Linked DNA regions of Homo sapiens: region 2 is linked to region 1. Evidence: read pairs that join two places in POLR2A ChIA-PET (ENCODE). Cell type or tissue: HepG2. All regions are shown on one strand. Each heading gives the region's core, and the rest is flanking DNA. Links, peaks and the distances in the headings are about the cores only.

What was found. Peaks named below come from ENCODE experiments on the same cell type or tissue, not always from the same donor. Only the 100,000 strongest peaks of a DNase experiment are listed, where the experiment ranks them.
Region 2: POLR2A ChIA-PET joins it to region 1 with 10 read pairs; 13 of 35 experiments call an interaction of 5 or more read pairs at or near these places.

What each region holds. Positions count from the first base shown.
Region 1 is chr17:82,137,554-82,140,452 of GRCh38, reverse strand. All of the region lies in intron 15 of CCDC57 (coiled-coil domain containing 57), which reads left to right. Among named protein-coding and RNA genes, the nearest start is that of FASN, 41 kb to the right of the region's middle. In HepG2, for the core only: no CTCF peak of the experiment used is centred there; no DNase peak of the experiment used is centred there.
Region 2 is chr17:82,063,211-82,066,109 of GRCh38, reverse strand. It overlaps DUS1L (dihydrouridine synthase 1 like), which reads left to right and starts at 306. Exons shown (of 14, transcript NM_022156.5): 1 at 306-497; 2 at 1,041-1,287; 3 at 1,876-1,984; 4 at 2,592-2,642. The coding sequence starts at 1,051. RefSeq lists silencers at 235-294, 305-374, 665-714 and an enhancer at 938-1,666. In HepG2, for the core only: no CTCF peak of the experiment used is centred there; a DNase peak (open chromatin) is centred at 1,219; H3K4me3 peaks cover 1,605 bases.

The sequences.
Region 1 (2,899 bases), core at 194-2,693:
GGTCAGGAGTTTGAGACCAGCCTGACCAGCATGGTGAAACTCCATCTCTACTAAAAATACAAAAATTGGTCAGGCGTGGTGGCTCACGCCTGTAATCCCAGCACTTTGGGAGGCCGAGGCAGGCAGATCATGAGGTCAGGACATTGAGACCACCATGGCTAACATGGTGAAACCCCGTCTCTACTAAGAATACAAAAAAATTAGCTGGGCGTGGTGGCGGGCATCTGTAGTCCCAGCTACTCGGGAGGCTGATGGAGGAGAATGGCGTGAACTGGGGAGGCGGAGCTTGCAGTGAGCCGAGATTGCGCTGCTGCACTCCAGCCTGGACAACAGAGCGTGACTCTGTCTCAAAAAAAACAAACAAAAAAAACAAGGTATCACTTACAAATGTTCTGTTTTGATTCACAAAAGCAGAGACTACAAAATTTGTGTGGACTGTACATAGCTTCAGAGGAAAGAGGAAGAGTTCTCTATATATCCAGAAAGTAGAACATTAAAAAAACATCAGCCGTATTCTTAACAAAAGCTGTCATCCTCCACCATCGGTTCATCCCCTCCTGTGAGGTCCGTTCTTGTTCCACTCCATCTTGGTTCTTGGTCTCAACAATCCATCTGCTTCTCGACTAGAGACTGAGTCCTGGGATGGGCTCAGTGTCATCTAAATGCCGCCATCAGAAGCCTGTGCCCATGGTGCCTGCCCAGTCCTTTTCCCAGGCTCTGAGACAGTCCCTGTTCAAGATGAAGAAGCACTCTGAGCTTTCTGGGGAGCATCAGAGTAACACAAAAATCGTGGATGGGGCTGGGCGTGGTGGCTTACGCCTGTAATCCCAGCACTTTGGGAGAATGAGGGAGGTGGATCACCTGAGGTCAGGAATTCCAGATCAGCCTGGTCAACATGGCAAAGCACCATCTCTACTAAAAACACAAAAATTAGCTGGGTGTGGTGGTGGGCACCTGTAATCCCAGCTACTCGAAAGGCTGAGGCACGAGAATTGCTTGAACCCAGGAGGCGGAGGTTGCAGTGAGCCGAGATCCCACCACTGCACTCCAGCCTGGGTCAGGAGTCTTCTTTGAGACTTCGTCTCAAAAAATAAAAATAAAAAAACTGTGGATGACAAAAGACTGCACATGGCCATGGTGAATTTACCACTGCCACTTTTCAAAGTGAAAGGTCTGTTCATAGCAAGAATAATGCAACTGAGAAGGAACATTTGCTTGTCCTGTAGACATCTGGAAACAGAGTCCAAAAAAGAGTTCTAGACAAAGTTAATCCAAGACGTTGACGCTGTTTTCAAAGATGCCAGAAACAGAATATCTGATTTCTAAAACTGGATGAGCATGATTTTTACAGAGGAAATTATTTACAGATAAGTGTGAAGCTGACTATTCCATGACTATACCAAGAATATCCAGTGGAGAGGCAAAAAGTGTGGGGCAGGCGGTGGCCGTCTGCCTAGTAACACAGCCCCAGAGTGAGTGACGGTCGCCCTGCTACAAACTCTGGGCATCAGAGATGCACAGCTCACGTTAAAGTAAGGTGACACCTAAGTTAACGTAACGGCAGTGACGGGGTTTATGCCTGCTAGCTCTGGACTGCTGCCGGCTGACAGCATCTGGCAAATGGCTTCGGGACTCTAATGAAGAGAAGCGCCGTGGGCACCCGGGACGTCTCCGTGCAGCACAGCACACAGTTCCTCAGTGCCTCAGACGAACAAGTTACCTGACACACACAGCCCGGGGCAGGCCACGCGTCTCTTCCGACCCGGGGCAGGCCACGCGTCTCTTCCGACCCGGGGCAGGCCATGCGTCTCTTCCGACTCGGCAGTCTTCCCGTGGCACTCATCAATCCTAACACATCAAAGAAACCTAATCATTTCCTTAACATCTTTTTTCTTTTTACTTTTTTTTTTCGATAGAGACCTCTGTCATGCAGGCTGGAGGGCAGTGGTGTGATCACAGCTCACTGCAGCCTTGACCTCCTTGGCTCAAGAGATCCTCCCGTCTCAGCCAGGTGCGGTGGCTCATGCCTGTAATCCCAGCACTTTGGGAGGCTGAGGCAGGTAGATCACGAGGTCAGGAGATCGAGACCATCCTGGCTAACAGGGTGAAACCCTGTCTCTACTAAAAATACAAAAAATTAGCCAGGCGTGGTGGTGGGCACCTGTAGTCCCAGCTACTCGGGAGGCTGAGGCAGGAGAGTGGCGTGAACCCGGGAGGCGGAGCTTGCAGTGAGCCGAGATTGTACCACTGCACTCTAGCCTGGGCAACAGAGCGAGACTCCGTCTCAAAAAAAAAAAAAAAAAAAGAGATCCTCCTGCCTCAGCCTCCCAAGTAGCTGGGACCACAAGCGCATGCCACCACACCCCACCTTGTACCTAATTATTTCAAATACCTCTCTTTTTATAAGAAAAAAATTTTGTGATTTTCCAGGGAACTTCTAGGACATCTCATAGATCATTTTAAATATAAAAGGTCTCCTGGGGCTGGGCACAGTGGCTCACACCTGTAATCCCAGCACTTTGGGAGGCCGAGGCAGGTGGATCACGAGGTCAAGAGATCAAGACCATCCTGGCCAACAAGGTGAAACCCCGCGTCTACTAAAAATACAAAAATTAGCCAGGCATGGTGGCGGGTGCCTGTAATCCCAGCTACCCGGGAGGCTGAGGAAGGAGAACCGCTTGAACCAAGAAGTCAGAGGTTGCAGTGAGCCGAGATTGCGCCACTGCACTCCAGCCTGGCGACACAGCGAGACTCCATCTCAAAAAAAAAAAAAAGAAAAGTCTCCTGAAAGCTTTATTTTATTTGACATTTAGAATTCAATTTTGAGAAGGAAAAAAAAATGTCAGGAGATTTGAACATTAAGACTCATGGGTACCTGAGAAATAATATTTAGCTACCC
Region 2 (2,899 bases), core at 170-2,669, 74 kb after region 1:
TTGGGGGCTGGGCAGCGCAGGGCCTCAGCGCCCACGGTCTACCCGCGGCCCGGGCCTTATGTGCGCCTCAGCGAGGCCCAATTTCCACATGCCTCGTTTCCAGCGAGCTGTCGGTGAGTCCCGGCGAGCCCCGACCCCTCTCTAGCCACGGCCTGACGGGTACGGTGGTGACCTCAGCCTCTGACCTCCGACCCCGCGCCGCGACCTCTCGTCGCCGGTCCCCTCGGAGCCGGGCGCGGTTTCCGGGGAACGCGTTTCCCGCCGCACCGTGGGCCGCCCGGACCGCGCAGGACCGGGCACCTTCCGGTGGCGGCGCGGAGCCTTGGGCCCGGCTGCGGCCCGGCGGCGGCCCCGGCGCGGTGCGGGCGTTCGCGGCGCCCCGGGAGCTGCAGGGGCCCCGGGCGGCGGCGAGGCCGGAGAGGGGCGGGCCCGGGACACCGGCACCCGGCGCCCTCGGAGCCAAAGGCGCGCGGCGGACACGGCGGGGCCCTCGCGCGGTGAGGACGCGGAGGCGTGTGGGCTCCTGTCACTTCACACAGCAAACGCTGCCCGCCGCGTGGCTCCGGAGGAGTCTCGCGAGGGGCGCCCCTGTGGCGTTTCGGGCCAGCCGGGCCGCCTGGCCGGGTGCGGAGAAGGAAGCTCTGCCCTTCCCCTGGCCCGGCGCGGAGCCGATTCTCCCGGGAAGGGGCCGGGGGTCCTAACTTCACCGCCGGGCGGCCTGCTCAGGGCCAGGCCCGCGGGGACGCTGGCGTCAAGGTTTCTTCCCCCTTCACGCCAGTCCCCTACCAGGCCGACATCGAGTCCCGCTCCCCAGGGAGGGTCAAGTCCCAGGGGTCCAGCGGCTCCCCCGAGGTCCGCTAGGAGGTGGCGGCACTGGAGTGGCCGTTCTCCAGCCTGCACCGACCCCCGCCTTTAGTGCCCCCGCGTGTGACCCAACGGTGGTACTGGAGCGGCCTTAGAAGGGTGACCGCTGCCTCTGAGTTGAGTCTTAAGCCCCTCGTTGGGCCTGGCTGAACCCCGGGTCTGCGCCTTTCCCCCAGCCTGGAGACGATGCCAAAGCTGCAGGGCTTCGAGTTCTGGAGCCGCACCCTGCGAGGGGCCCGCCACGTCGTGGCCCCCATGGTGGACCAGAGCGAGCTGGCCTGGAGGCTGCTGAGCCGGCGCCACGGGGCACAGCTCTGCTACACGCCCATGCTGCATGCCCAGGTCTTTGTCCGCGACGCCAACTACCGGAAGGAGAACCTGTACTGCGAGGTGTGCCCCGAGGACCGGCCCCTCATCGTGCAGGTGCGCAGGAGGGGCTGTGGCCGCGGCCGCGGTTGGGTTCCCGGTCCTGGAATGCCTGGGGAAAAACCCTTCTCTCTGTGGCGGGACATCACTTTCAGCCTTTCCAGAGACAGCTCAATTCCAGGAGGAGAGGGAGAAGGTGGCACCAGGCATGTAGAGTCCACGTAGCCACAGCAGTGATTCCTGTGGTGGAGCCAGGGCTGCCAGGTGCACCTGCCAGAATCCAACCCCATTCTCTAGGAGTGGCTCAGGCAGCCTGGGTGCTGTGAGGTTTGCAGCCCTGCTGGGGCCTCTGGATTGCTGCCTCTCACACTCACACTCCCTCTTCAGAACCAGTGGAGATGGCTCTGCTCTTCAGAAGTCAGTGATTGTGGCTTCTGCCACAGTTCAGAAGAAAATCTGTAAATCCGGGTGGCTTGGGGACTCCTCCCGGCTTTGTCATATTGTAAGCCTCCGCAGGACAGAGCACCCTCCTGCAGTGAACCTGGGCCCACACCCTCATGGGGTCACACTGGACCTCTCGTAGGGCTGGGCAGCAAGGGACTAGGGCCTGGCTGGGCCCGTGGCTGACTCCTGCATCTTCTCCAGTTCTGTGCCAATGACCCGGAGGTGTTTGTTCAGGCGGCTCTCCTGGCTCAGGATTACTGTGACGCCATTGACCTGAACTTGGGCTGCCCACAGATGATAGCCAAGAGAGGTGAGCTCCATGTGGAGCATGGGGGCACCTGGGGCAGGGGCCAGAGCCAGCTCAGTGCAGCCCCAGGTGTGGTGAGCTTGGAGGACGGCAGGCCCTGCCTCTGTCGTGACAGTGGCTCAGGCTGGAGCCAGCTGTCCTCTGTGCTCCGCCTCTGGAGGGTGGCTGTCCTCAGGCCTTGGGGGCTAGGGGCCGAGCCCTACTGGCTCTCTCTTCCCTCAGGGAGCTCCCTCTGCATAAACATGATTGCTGATACAGGGTCCCCATTACCCCCTTGCACTGCTGTGTGTGGGGCTGAGCCTGCTACCTCACCGGGCCCCTGAGGAGGTGTTACTTGGTTCCAGACCGTGCAGGGTGGGGGTTCCATTCAGCACCTTCTGAGCTTAGGCAGCTGGGCAAATAGAGCCCCTGAGTCTGATGCCGACAAACCACTGCTCTGACTGTCCCACTGCCCCAACTGGAGACACTGCTGGTTCTGGGGACCTGTGTCCCGCCTGACAGGGCAGCTCCTGGCCTGCGTGGATGCAGGAAAGGGTGCAGAGGGGGTGCAAGGCTTCGGCCCCACCAGCCTTAACACAGGTGCCAGCCAGGCCATGCTTGCTCCTTGCAGGTCACTATGGCGCCTTTCTGCAGGACGAGTGGGACCTGCTCCAAAGAATGAGTGAGTTGGCTGGGTGGATGGTGAAGGACCCCCAGAGACCCTCAAGAGGGACACATGGGCACTGTCCACTTGGTTGGGGCTCAGGAGAGGACAGGCGTTGGCAGGAGTTCTCAGCATCACCCTGGGGCTTCCTGCCCACAGCAGCCTCTCTGCTGGAAGGAGGTGGCTGTGAAGTTGCCTGTCCTGCACCACCCACCCCTTAAAACCAGACAGTAGGTGCCAGGGCAGAGTCCTTGCTCGGGCCCAGCCCCAGATGT